Regions from separate parts of the Homo sapiens genome. Here all the other regions are linked to region 1. Evidence: chromatin contacts called from ENCODE Hi-C or POLR2A ChIA-PET data. All regions are on one chromosome and are shown on one strand. Each heading gives the region's core, a stretch centred on a gene start or an enhancer-like site at or near the end of the contact. The rest is flanking DNA. Distances are from core to core; before and after follow the strand shown.

Region 1 (2,924 bases), core at 86-2,585:
GTTCTAGTTTGGGGCTTCAATCTGTCCCACATTAAAGGTCTTCATCTTTCTAAATCCTACCCAACTGAAGGTTAATGGAGTAGAAACAATTGAACGCAGAAGTCACTGACTTTGTCACAAACTGGCTGGACAAGTCCCTTAACCTTTCTGGTCTCAAGTTTTTCCTCCGATTTTGGGGGTTCCCTTTAAACTTTGACATTCTTCTATGTGACCGCATGTCATGTCTAAGAAGCCTTCTGAACTACTCCTAGCATGGGATGACTTGCCCTTTCTTGCTTTTCCAACAGCCTGTGCAATACAACATATCACCTATTTTATACTGTCCTATATTGCCCTCTAGTTGTTTTTTAATGAAGCTTTTTTTCTTCTCAACGATATGTAGTTTAAAATACTAGTTTAAAAGTTTATTTTCAGGGGTAGACAGTGTGCCTGCTACTTAAATCTCCTAGGACAATTCAGGCTGCGTCCTAAGGTAATCAGTATGTATTTATATTGCTTTGTTCAAAACAATGACGTCCCTTCTTTGAAGTCCTGAAATTATGTTTTCCATCAGTTCTGTCCAGTAGAAATATAATGGGAGCTACAAATATAGTTTTAAATTATCTGGCAGGCACATTTACAAAGTGAAAAGAAAGAAGTACAATTAATTCTAATAATATATTTAATCCAACATATCCAAAAGACTATCATTTCAACATGTAGTCCATGTAAAAAGTATTTACATTTTTCATTCTTTTTTTTTTAAATGTCTTTGAAATCTGGGGTGTTTTTTACACTTGCAGCACATCTCGATTCAAAATAGCCACTTTCAAGTGCTTAGTAACCACATGTAGCTAGTAACTACCTACTGAACAATGCTGTTCTGCATAAGTTGGCTGCTTTCCAAACTGATCACTTTTTTTTTTTATTCAGATAATGACTGATACTGAGTACTCAGGCTAGCCAGAGTGGTGCAAAGATGAGTCAAATTCATTCTGATAAGAGAGATTTGTAAGTCACTAGCAATTATACAGCGTGGTAGGTGCCATGATAGAGATGCATAGGAGAAACCCAGACTTGGCGGCTGAAGGGCACAGGGTGGAAGGCGGTAGAGAGACAAGGAAGGTTGCACAGAAATAACATTTGATGTAGGAACTAAGTGCACGAAGGGAAGCCGGCTGTGCGGTGACCGGAGTTGCAGGTTGCCAATCTTGCTGAGGGGGGCTCCACCGGACGCCGGCCTACGGGTCGTAGGCGTGTGTGGGGTGAAGGGGGAAGAGGACGGGAGAGGATTGGCTGGGAGGAACCCGGAGCTCCATCTGGTGGGTGGACGGAAACCGCAGGGGGGCGCTACTTGCACTTCGCGCTCAAGCGACCGGATCTTCAAACCGTGGGAGTGGTGCGGCGGCTAGAGTCCCTGGACTCCTCAACCTAGGGAGCTACTCGCGAGGTAAGGGGCGCGCCAGACTGGCTCCTAAAACGCACTCGCTCGTCCGCACTCCTCGCGCTCCGAATTCAGCCTCGCCTCACCCGGGCTTCAGAGCCCACAGAACTTCTCAGCCCCGTGTCGGCGACGAGGAGCTCATGGTAAAACAGCGCCTAGGGTTTTGCTTGTTTGTTTGCTTTTAACAGATGCCTACGACTTGTAACGGGCTGCCTGGTAAAATGAGTCTATGGAAACGGTTGCCAGGGCCGGCTAACAGCGGCTCCCGGAAGTCCTTTGATGCTTTGTTAACAGTGAAGCTACTGGACCAATGAGGTGCTTCTTCCGGTTTTGTCCGCGCTCGCCTAATTCTTCTTTATCAAGGTTGCCTTTGACCCCGGAAAAGAGATCTTCCGGGTTCCTCTCTCCCCAAGATGGCTGCTGAGGACGAGTTACAGCTGCCGCGGCTCCCCGAGCTGTTCGAAACTGGTAGACAGTTACTGGACGAAGTAGAAGTGGCGACTGAACCCGCCGGTTCCCGGATAGTCCAGGAGAAGGTGTTCAAGGGCTTGGACCTCCTTGAGAAGGCTGCCGAAATGTTATCGCAGCTCGACTTGTTCAGGTATGGGGGAAGATAGTAATAATGGCTGAGAACGAAGGTAATAATGGTTACCAAGGGTGGAGCCATTGCGCCTGAGTGGAGGGGACCTTTAGTGGTGAGAACGTTTCGTTCCTACTTACCACTGCGATCTTGTGTACATTGTTTACATTCCCCACCTCTCTTCCCAGATGGTTGATATCTTACGACTCTGCTTCCTAGCGTCTGCTGATTGCATAGGCATTGGGTGTGAGCCCTCAGCCACTTTCATTGAGTGAAACTGGCCGCTGTTCCCCGTGCCTCCTCCCTCTGGTCCACTCCCAGCCCAGCCTCCCACTCCGTCCCCCAGAAAGCAAGGGCCACAATTTGAATGCCTAGTCAGGCTTCACTGCCTCCTTTTTGCTCTTCCAGCCGAAATGAAGATTTGGAAGAGATTGCTTCCACCGACCTGAAGTACCTTTTGGTGCCAGCGTTTCAAGGAGCCCTCACCATGAAACAAGTCAACCCCAGCAAGCGTCTAGATCATTTGCAGCGGGCTCGAGAACACTTTATAAACTACTTAACTCAGTGCCATTGCTATCATGTGGCAGAGTTTGAGCTGCCCAAAACCATGAACAACTCTGCTGAAAATCACACTGCCAATTCCTCCATGGCTTATCCTAGTCTCGTTGCTATGGCATCTCAAAGACAGGCTAAAATACAGAGGTGGGTCAATAGCTATAATATGAGGCCTGCCCAATGGCGGTGCTTTTCAGGGGCATGCTTTCTTGGCGGGTGGTGGGGGGCCAGAATGGTATGTGTCACTTTCTTGGTTCTTATTGAGCATAGGCCCTAGGGAGAGCAAACTTTCCTGAGTTTTTCCAAGAAGCCTCTGCTTTTGTTGAGATGATTATACCTACTTATCAGACCCTTACTACCTTATGG
Region 2 (3,109 bases), core at 380-2,879, 1.0 Mb after region 1:
TAGCGCCCTTGTGTAGAAGCCGCCTTCCCCCTCCTTCCTAAATCAAGAGCATTGAACTGCTTCCCAGCATCTAGGGATGGGGCTATCTTCCTTCCAGTAGGATAGAACCAGCCATTCAGAGGCACTCTGGGGTCTGTGTAAATGGAAAAGAAGAGGAGGAAAGGGAAAGTCCTGAACCAGGCCTCATAGCCATCCTTTCCTATGTTACCAAAGTTTATATTTTTCCCTAGAGTACCCCTGGGGTAAATAGAGTATCTTCCCCCAGAGTACTTTCCCCAGAATACTACAGGACTGGGTTTGCCATGTCCCTCTCTCTCTACCCCCACACATTCTCTTATGATGACTTGAGTATCCACAAAAGATTATTACAACACCTCTCTCTCAGACGTGACCAAGAGAAATTGTCATGATTGTCTAGGGTGGCCAAGGGAGGAGCAGTAAATGAGTCTTGTTCCCCCTGAGCTCAAGTTTAAATGTTGTTTCTTCCTGAGTGGGCTATACTATTCTAGAACGACTGAGCTAGAATAGCTCCTCCATAAGAAACCTGTTTATTGAAACTACACTTAGAATTCCTACAGCCCCTCTTAAAGGTTAGGGGAGGGAGAAACGGTGCCTCAGATAACAGAACAGATGGTGGCCCCCTTTTCCCTCAAGCCCCATTCCTAAATAGATTCAAAAGGATCAATAAAACTGACACTGAGGCTGGGTGCGGTGGCTCACACCTGTAATCCCAGCACTTTGGGAGGCCGAGGTGGGCGGATCACTTGAGGTCAGGAATTTTTGAGACCAGCCTGGCCAACGTGGTGAAAACCCGTCTCTACAAAAAATACAAAAATTAGCTAGGTATGGTGGCGGGTGCCTGTAATCCCAGCTACTCTGGAGGGTAAGGCAGGAGAATCACTTCAACCTGGGAGGCGGAGGTTGCAGTGAACCGAGACCGCGCCACTGCACTCCAGCCTGGGCGACAGCCTGAGACTCTGTCTCAACAACAACAACAACAAACAAACAAACAAAAACTGGAGTGGTCTGATGATAACTTATAAAGGAGTATTAGTAGAGCATAGTTTGAGGGGATGGCTTGAACTGGGATGGCCAGAGCTGAGCAAGGACAAGACTGAGCTAATGAAAAGGTTAATCCTTCTGCTACTACTTCCATTCCTAGGTACCCTTAAAGTCTGAGTTTCTGTTGTGCCCACTCAGGCTCTTCTGGGTGCTGGAGAATCCTGGACCAGCTCTCAGTTTGGATTGTCAATTGCAGGTGAGGGGCATGAAAATGGCAGAAGTGCAAAAGAAAGAAACCATCAGCTAGATTTGAATGCTTCGATTCATGGATCACTACTTTTATTTGCCTCAGTTCTTCCCTGGTCCCTATATTACAGGGCTGCCAGAGTGCATGCCCTCTAACTGTACCGGCTAAGAAGTAAACAAATTCCTTTTTATCTTTTAGTTAAGACAAGGCTGCAATTTTTGAAAAGTAACATTTGCTAGGACACTAATGAATAAGAAAGTAACCAAAAGAGGTAACAAGAGAACACACAAACAAATGGGCTTACAGTGTTCACATTTCTTATCTTGTATCAACTAAAGTTTAACCATAGTTGGCCGGGCCTGATGGCTCACACCTGTAATCCCAGGACTTACGGAGGCCGAGATGGGCAGATCACCTAAGGTCAGGAGTTTGAGACTAGCCTGGCCAACATGGTGAAACCCTGCCTCTACTAAATAAAAATAAAATAAACCCCATCTCTACTAAAATACAAAAATTAGCTGGGCATGGTGGCACACTCCTGTAACCCCAGCTACTCGGGAGGCTGAGGCTGGAGAATAGCTTGAACCCGGGAGGTGGAAGTTGCACTGAGCTGAACCACTGCACTCCAGCCTGGATGACAGAGCGAAATTCCATCTCAAAATAAATAAATAAATAAATAAATAAATAAATAAATAAATAAATAAAGCTTAACCACAGAGGAGGCCAGGCGCAGTGACTCACGCCTGTAATCCAAGCACTTTGGGAAGCTGAGGCAGGTGGATCACCTGAGGTCAGGAGTTCGAGACCAGCTGGGCCAACATGGTGAAACCCCATCTCCACTAAAAGTACAAAAAATTAGCCAGATGTGGTGGCAGGTACCTGTAATCCCAGCTACTTCGAAGGCTGAGGCAGCAGAATCACTTGAACCCGGGAGGCGGAGGTTGCAAGGAGCCGAGATCGTGCCATTGCACTCCAGCCTGGGCAACAAGAGTGAAAACTCCATCTCAAAAAAAAAAAAAAAAATCATAGAGGAAGTTATCTGGTACAATGTATAGGGCACCTAAGCAAATCCTTTTTTGCCAGGGTAACCTTTCCCAACTCATGAGAGGTCAGAGGTTAGACAAAGCTGCGTAGACCCGAACCTGAAGGTTGGTGCAAAAGTAATGGCGGTTTTTGCAATTACCTTTAACGGCAAAAACCGCCATTACTTTTGCACCAGCCTAACAGATCTAGTGAGTTTCACAGTCCCTGGTGGAATCGGTTTCCCATACTGCTCTCAGTGCAGAGACCCTAGTGGGTGCCTTCTGTCCTGGCACGTGCTGCTTTCCGGTTCTGCGGTTACCCTGGCCCTTGGGTTTCCCCCACCCTCCTCCCATCCTTTTCAGGCTCCCGGAAAGAGAAGACCCCCAGTGAAACTCCACCCCTTCACATAGTTTTGATGACTTAGGACATGTGTTCGGACAAATACAAAAAAATGTGCTTACGATTCTAATTAGAAAAAGACACTTAGAATTGAGACTGCTTCTGAAAATCTGATCCTGTGCTGGCAGTTCCTGTTGTTCTCAGCTAGTATTTCGTTTTAGTCCCCTAAAGTGGCCATGTGACCTTGATAGCAAACGCCATCTTTCTGCGGAGCCCGCCTGAGCTGCGGCAAGCTGCTCTGACGGCTCGCTAGCAATCTGCCTTTTCCGATTTCAAAATCTTTAGACCGCCCACCAAAACCCTTTTTCCGGTCGGAGAGGCCCGGCAGGCTCTCAGGTCATTTGCGGAGCAAACGTGATTGACACGATCTGCGTCTAATGAATGTTCGTCTGCTTCCCAGCTCGGATTACTAGTTCCGCTCCCTTTCCCAGTTTGTTT
Region 3 (2,839 bases), core at 252-2,751, 1.2 Mb after region 1:
GACTACGTCTCAAAAAAAAAAAGGAAACAAGAGAAATTCGGATCATGGAATGTTTTCAAGACAACTTGCCTGGATTCTTCCAAATATTTAGTGTCATGAAAAACAAACAAGAAGGCAGGTGATTCTGGACTAAAGGAAGATGACCAAATACAATGCATGAAACGTGAATGGATCCTAGTATTGGAAAAAAGGGAGAATGAGGAAGAGTGCTATGATGTGGTAAAGAAATTATTTCAGTCTATATTATCATAATATGTGAAAAAAGCAAGGTGAAAGCCGGGGTGTTGGCTCATGGCTGCAATCCCAGCACTTTGGGAGGCTGAAACGGGCAGATTGCTTGAGCCCAGGAGTCTGAGACCAGCCTGTGCAACATGACGAAACCCCGTAAAATGTTCCAACTAGGACAACTGGGGAAATTTAAGTGCGGACTCTTCCTTAAATAATATTGACTTACTTCCTAAAGTTGTGATAAAGGTACTTTGGTTCCATAGTTAAGATGCTTATTTTTAGGAGTGAAGAACAAGATGCCCATAAATGGTTTAGAAAAACAAAAATCCTAGCAAAATGTTAACCATTGTGAGTCTAGGTGAGGGGTCAGCTGTTCATTTTACTAAACTTTCACATTTTCCGAAATAAAACGTTGGGGGAACAAGTATTTTTTTTGAGGCGGGCTGGAGTGCAGTGGCCCGATCACAGGTCACTGCAGACTCCAACTCCTGGCTCCCACCTCAGACCCCCCAACAGCTGGGACTACAGGCACTGGCCACCACATCTGGCTAATTTTTTTGATTTTGTGTATGGATGGAGTCTCGCTTTCTTGTCCAGGCTGGCCTCATACTCGTGGGCTCAAGCGATCCTCCCACCTCGGCCTCTCAAAGTGCTGGAATTACAGGCGTAAGCCACCGCGTCCGGTCAAAAAATCAATTTCTAGGGAAAAATGTCAACTCAAAACAAGTAACCTGCATAGCTCGGGAATGCCTGTATAATTTACGTCAAGTCTCTCCTTGGGACGGACCGGTGAAATTGCACGCAGCACAAAGACCGGCTCTTACCCTTACTTCCGGGTATTGTGGTACAGGAACCCGAGGTTGCCTGCGCGTAAGCCACGTGACTCGAGCAGCTCCTTCTGATTGGAGGAAGAGCCACTGCTCTAATTCGGTGCCGTGAGAAAGCTCGCGCGCGGAGCAGTGGGAGCGGGCGGGACTGAATATTTTCTTTGACCAACCGCTTTCCACATATCCATCCTCCTGATCCCGTAGCGTCGAATCAAAAGCCGTTAGTAAAGTAGTTACTTCTTTCTCTTAGGATAGCCGGTCTTTCCGGGTTTTCCCCCCCTTCCCCCTCCCCTCTCCCCACTTCCCCCTCCCTTTCCCCTCTGTTTTGAGCTTCCGGTAGAGGCTGGTAGGGTAAGGGAGCTCAGTAAGTCACTTCTGGGCGACTGTTGTTTTATTTCCGGTCTATGGGACCCGGCTGCGATTTGCTGCTGCGGACAGCAGCTACCATCACTGCTGCCGCCATCATGTCAGACACGGACAGCGACGAAGATTCCGCTGGAGGCGGCCCATTTTCTTTAGCGGGTTTCCTTTTCGGCAACATCAATGGAGCCGGGCAGCTGGAGGGGGAAAGCGTCTTGGATGATGTGAGGGGGTGGGCGTGGGGGTAGGGCTCGGGGGGTGGGGCTAAGCAGAGGAAGGAGGTGCGGGGAGGAAAGGAGAGGGTGCTCAGGCAGCGAGAACAGGGCGCAGCTAACGCCGGGGAGGAGGATCCCGTCCTCATGGGTGCGGGAGCAACGTGGCGTGGGAGTGATCGTTCTGGGGGAGAGTGGGCAGAAGAGAGCGCGAGGCGAGCCCGGGGCCAGGGGCGCAGGGAATAGTGGCTTTGGAGCTAGCGCTCTGCCGACCAGACAGTAGGACACATGCTGGTTTCGCCTACTGAGATGGCTTCCCACCCGTAACCTGCTTGGAGATTCTTGACACTGCCTGCCCCTCTGACATCGCTGCCCTGAGATGGCTCTATAGAGCCAGAGGACTGGACAGGACCTGCCTCCCGCTCGTTTGGTTCCGGCCTCAGGCTTAGGACAATGGGGTGTTCCTAGCACCCGAGCGGGCCTCCTGGTCACAGTGCGCCTTTTAGGTGGCTCTCCCAGCGTCTTCACTGACTTTCGTGAAATAGTGTCCTGCGCCCTAGTGAAACTACCCTGCCTTCACTTAGGCCCGTTTTCTTGAGGAGTGAAGCTGTCGGCCGCTGTGGCCCCTCCTGTGCCGCAGGCGCATGCGAAACAGGGACCGAACGAGCCCCGCCTCGACGCCTCCAATCCCACTGATCCCCCTGCCTCGGCCCTCGTTCCGAGAACGACCGTTCCATTCATTCAGTCTTGGCAGTAGTTATTTGATTCGTCTTCTCTTGTAGTATACTTTAAAGTGTGGGCGATGCAGTTGGCTGTGGTGCTTTAATAAAGATCTGATCGATGCGGAGTTTGGTAGATGTATATTACAGTTCTCGAACGTGTTGCTTGTTTTGGCACACTGCACAGTCATTTTTCATGTGGATTTGTGACTTTGTCGTGGACCAGGGAAATAAGTCCTGTGGTGTGGGAGTCGTAGGTTTAGTTGTTATCTTCGACTCGTGCTGTCCCTTTTTCAGGAATGTAAGAAGCACTTGGCAGGCTTGGGGGCTTTGGGGCTGGGCAGCCTGATCACTGAACTCACGGCAAATGAAGAATTGACCGGGACTGACGGTGCCTTGGTAAATGATGAAGGTGAAGTCTGGGTTGTGGGGAGTAGGCGGGGGAGGAGGCTAGCCACCTACTATGTATGTACTTTTTTGTGTGTGTAAGACG
Region 4 (2,855 bases), core at 227-2,726, 1.1 Mb after region 1:
TCTCTCCCACTGAAGGGCTAGGCGGGGCATTTGGGCTCTGTGGCTGCCCTTGGGGAAGCTCCTCCTCCTGCCCAGGGGAGCCCCTTCTTGCAGTAGCTATGGAGGTGGTCTCCTCCTCTTCAATATGTGGGGACTGCAGTGTTATTGGAGAATCTGGAGCCAAAGGCTCTAGTAGCCCCTCAGGTGAACAGGAATTTGCCCCAGCCCCTGGATCAGGTGGTACCACCTCAGGGGTCTGGCCCCCTGGTCCAGGCTCTAGGGTCTGATCTCCTGCATCCCATGCCAGGGTTCCCTCAGGACCGTGGTCCACCTCCGGGGGAGAGGGGGCTTTATAGAGCAGCCCCCCCAGCCCCAGCAACTCAGTGGCTCCATCCAGGACTCCAGGGTCTTTTTCCAGGCCAGCAGGGGTATCAAGCAGGTCCAGGGCTCCCGAGGATGGAGAAGGGCCAGGGGGGGCCCATCCTCGAGTTGGGGCAGTCTGGGATTCCAGTAGATCCTCTCCAAATTCCATGTCTACTGGTAGGTCTCCAGCCAGGGGCTTCTCTGGCAGGGTCAATGGGTCAAATGGACTGGGGAAATCACTGGGGTCCATGAGTATGGCTGGATATGTACTGCAGATTAGGAGTAGAAGAGGGGGCAGTAGAGGTGGTCTTAGCCTGAATTCCTTCTTATATAGGCTCTGAGACACACCCCATCATCCACTTGGATTTCTCATGAGCAGCCCCCACCACCACAATCTACAAGCATTTCCGAAGGCTTTAGTCCTAATGACCACTCCCCCCAATACAGCGCCCCCAGTGGGGAGAGGCGTTCCCCGCCCTGGCCCCGTGCCCACACTGGCCAGGCAGTCGGTCGTTCTACCCGCCCACCCCCCTACTCGACTGCAACTCCCATTCCCTTCCCCCCTTACCTTTTACCCCCCGCAACTCAGGCTGAACGCCCCCTTAGAGTCTCCTAAGGCCGTCGCCACCAGGAGCCTTTCCCGCCCCCGCGATCTCAGTTTCTATTCCCTCCCCACTCTGCAGGAGCCCCCCAGCTCCCCAGTCTTTACCCACCCTGTCTGGCCCCACCCCCCCTCCCCGCGTTGCTAGGTCCTCCCTCGGCCCTTCCCCCGCCCCCACAAACTGCCCTTCGCAACCCCTTCCCCCCAGTTACCTTTCAGGTCGCCCACTTCCTCAGCCCCGTCCCCCTTTCCCATTGCTCCTCCAGTCCTCCCTTCTCCTGTTGCCCACCCCCAACCTCAGGCATTTACAGGAAGACATTTTGGAGCTACGATCTCTCCTTAGACCCCCCCACCACCGCCTCCCGGCTACTGCAAGATCCCGCTTGCAGGTTCGGTTCGGCTTGAGCAGGCCCGACCCCTACCTGCGGCAGGGTTAGTGCAAAGGCTACAAGCCTAGAACTGCAGACAGCGACGGCCCCGCGCTCCTTCTCTACCTCCCTCCCTAGCAGCCGGGACAGGGGTCGCGGCCCCTTTAAATGGCAGCGCCGCTCGCAGCGCCCAGCGCTCTGCACCAGGCGGGCGGGCGGTGCCAGCAACCAACCCCATTGGCTGGCTCGAGGAGGGGGCTCGCGAGACAGCGCCGGCCCCCGGCGCGAGACTCCCAGTCCAGTGGCCGCCTGGAAATTGCGGAGTGGAATGCAGCCACTAGAGACGGCGCCTGAGCCCCCGCCCGGGGCCCCGTTAGTTGAGAAGGAAAAGATAGCCTCTGGAGCTTTGAAGCCGGCCCCCCGGGAAAGGCGGCGTCCCCTTTCCACCCAAGGGCCGAGTGCGCTCACCCACAAAAAACACAGATCTACGCACCTGCTCCCCTTACCTGGCTCAAGAGTCTGGCCCCCGTCACACCCTGCTCGCCCTACCTCCTGGAGCCCACTCTACCCGTGATCCCCTCCTCTCATTCAAATGGTTCCCGGTCCCCTCCCCCTCCCCGTGTCTCTCTTAGCTTCCCACTCGTGTTCACCCCCTCGGCGTCCGCCCCCCTCAATAGTCCCTACCTACGCCATGCAGCAGGCGCCTGCCAAGATTACCCTCCCCCATCCCCACCTCTCCGGGTCCCGCCCCCTGGGCGACTGTTGGGGTAGTGAGTGACAGCGGAGGACGGGGGGAGGCAGGGACCCAGCCCTCACGTGCCCCTCCTTCCCTTGTCTGCAGCCACGGGGCCCCCAAAACAGTCTGAGAGTCAGAGTTATGGGGTATCTGAAGCTTGATCCCCAGCCACACAGGTCGGGTTAAATGGCTCTGGCTCAGTGGCAACGCCTGTGCAGTAACCGTTACTGCTTGATGACCCCCAAACCAGGTCCTGCAAAGCTACCCCCTACTCTCTCAACAGTCTTAGGGTAAGTTCTGGGATCTTCTCCCTGAGTCTTCCTGCAGGAGCTCCCTGTATTATCTATGGAGTTTTCCTCCCTCACCAGGGCTGATCTCTCTCTCTCTCTCTCTCTCTCTCTCTCTCTCTCTCTCTCTCTCTCTCTCTCTCTCTCTCTCTGTATCTCTCTCTCTCTTTCTCCTCCAGCCCCCTTTCTGTCCTTGTCTGTCTCTCTCTTCTCGCTCTCTCTCTCTCTCTCCCCCTATCTCTTTTTGTCTCCTTCTCTGCCTCTCTGCTTCTCGTGCGCACGAGCACGCAGGCGCGCTACACGCTCCCCCCTCCTGGATGGTCCTTAGCATGTGGGTGTGGCTGAGGTTAGGCTAGAGAAGTGGAGTAGGGGTAGGTGGCACTAGCGTTAAGCCTACTGCCTTTAAAAAATTGTGCCAGCATCCATTCTCAGTCCGCATTATATTAATAGTTAGAGCACTTTACAATCCCCGCTCCCCACTTCCCACCACAGCCCCTAAGGGCTGAGAGCATTTAGTAGCC

What was found. A loop is a pair of places that touch in the nucleus more often than their neighbours do. ChIA-PET counts read pairs that join two places held with the same protein, here RNA polymerase II (POLR2A). Pooled maps may share reads with other maps.
Region 2: a loop to region 1 is called in a map of CD8-positive, alpha-beta T cell, with 16 times the contacts of the local background. The contact joins the enhancer-like site here to the promoter of IGBP1 in region 1. A Hi-C loop is called at or near these places in 4 of 168 maps with a recorded cell type or tissue (CD14-positive monocyte, CD8-positive, alpha-beta T cell, gastrocnemius medialis and 1 more) and 10 of 50 pooled maps. POLR2A ChIA-PET finds 5 or more read pairs at or near these places in 1 of 52 experiments (GM10248).
Region 3: a map of gastrocnemius medialis shows a loop between it and region 1 (10-fold over the local background). The contact joins the promoter of TAF1 here to the promoter of IGBP1 in region 1. A Hi-C loop is called at or near these places in 4 of 168 maps with a recorded cell type or tissue (CD4-positive, alpha-beta T cell, CD8-positive, alpha-beta T cell, gastrocnemius medialis and 1 more), 1 of 37 single-sample maps with no recorded cell type and 13 of 50 pooled maps. POLR2A ChIA-PET finds 5 or more read pairs at or near these places in 3 of 52 experiments (CD4-positive, alpha-beta T cell, activated B cell and naive thymus-derived CD8-positive, alpha-beta T cell).
Region 4: a pooled map shows a loop between it and region 1 (14-fold over the local background). The contact joins the promoter of ZMYM3 here to the promoter of IGBP1 in region 1. A Hi-C loop is called at or near these places in 2 of 37 single-sample maps with no recorded cell type and 6 of 50 pooled maps. POLR2A ChIA-PET finds 5 or more read pairs at or near these places in 1 of 52 experiments (activated B cell).

The regions. Positions count from the first base shown.
Region 1 is chrX:70,132,112-70,135,035 of GRCh38, forward strand. IGBP1 (immunoglobulin binding protein 1) reads left to right here and starts at 1,336. Exons shown (of 7, transcript NM_001551.3): 1 at 1,336-1,429; 2 at 1,612-2,024; 3 at 2,412-2,705. The coding sequence starts at 1,837. RefSeq lists an enhancer at 1,755-2,214.
Region 2 is chrX:71,179,147-71,182,255 of GRCh38, forward strand. No RefSeq gene overlaps it. Among named protein-coding and RNA genes, the nearest start is that of NLGN3, 36 kb to the left of the region's middle. RefSeq lists enhancers at 2,787-2,836, 2,893-3,109. Within about 2 kb of position 1,630, at least 10 of the 41 ENCODE cell types and tissues checked have a DNase peak (open chromatin) inside an H3K27ac peak, as active enhancers do; they include CD14-positive monocyte and CD8-positive, alpha-beta T cell, where a contact is called at or near this core.
Region 3 is chrX:71,364,856-71,367,694 of GRCh38, forward strand. It overlaps TAF1 (TATA-box binding protein associated factor 1), which reads left to right and starts at 1,502. Exons shown (of 38, transcript NM_004606.5): 1 at 1,502-1,639; 2 at 2,644-2,758. The coding sequence starts at 1,520. RefSeq lists enhancers at 266-835, 1,004-1,053, 1,544-1,593, 2,112-2,807 and a silencer at 1,194-1,383.
Region 4 is chrX:71,252,664-71,255,518 of GRCh38, forward strand. ZMYM3 (zinc finger MYM-type containing 3) reads right to left here and starts at 1,477. Exons shown (of 25, transcript NM_201599.3): 1 at 1,366-1,477; 2 at 1-611. The coding sequence starts at 592. LOC105373247 (a long non-coding RNA gene) reads left to right here and starts at 2,145. Exons shown (of 4, transcript XR_938434.2): 1 at 2,145-2,337. RefSeq lists silencers at 1,973-2,022, 2,043-2,092.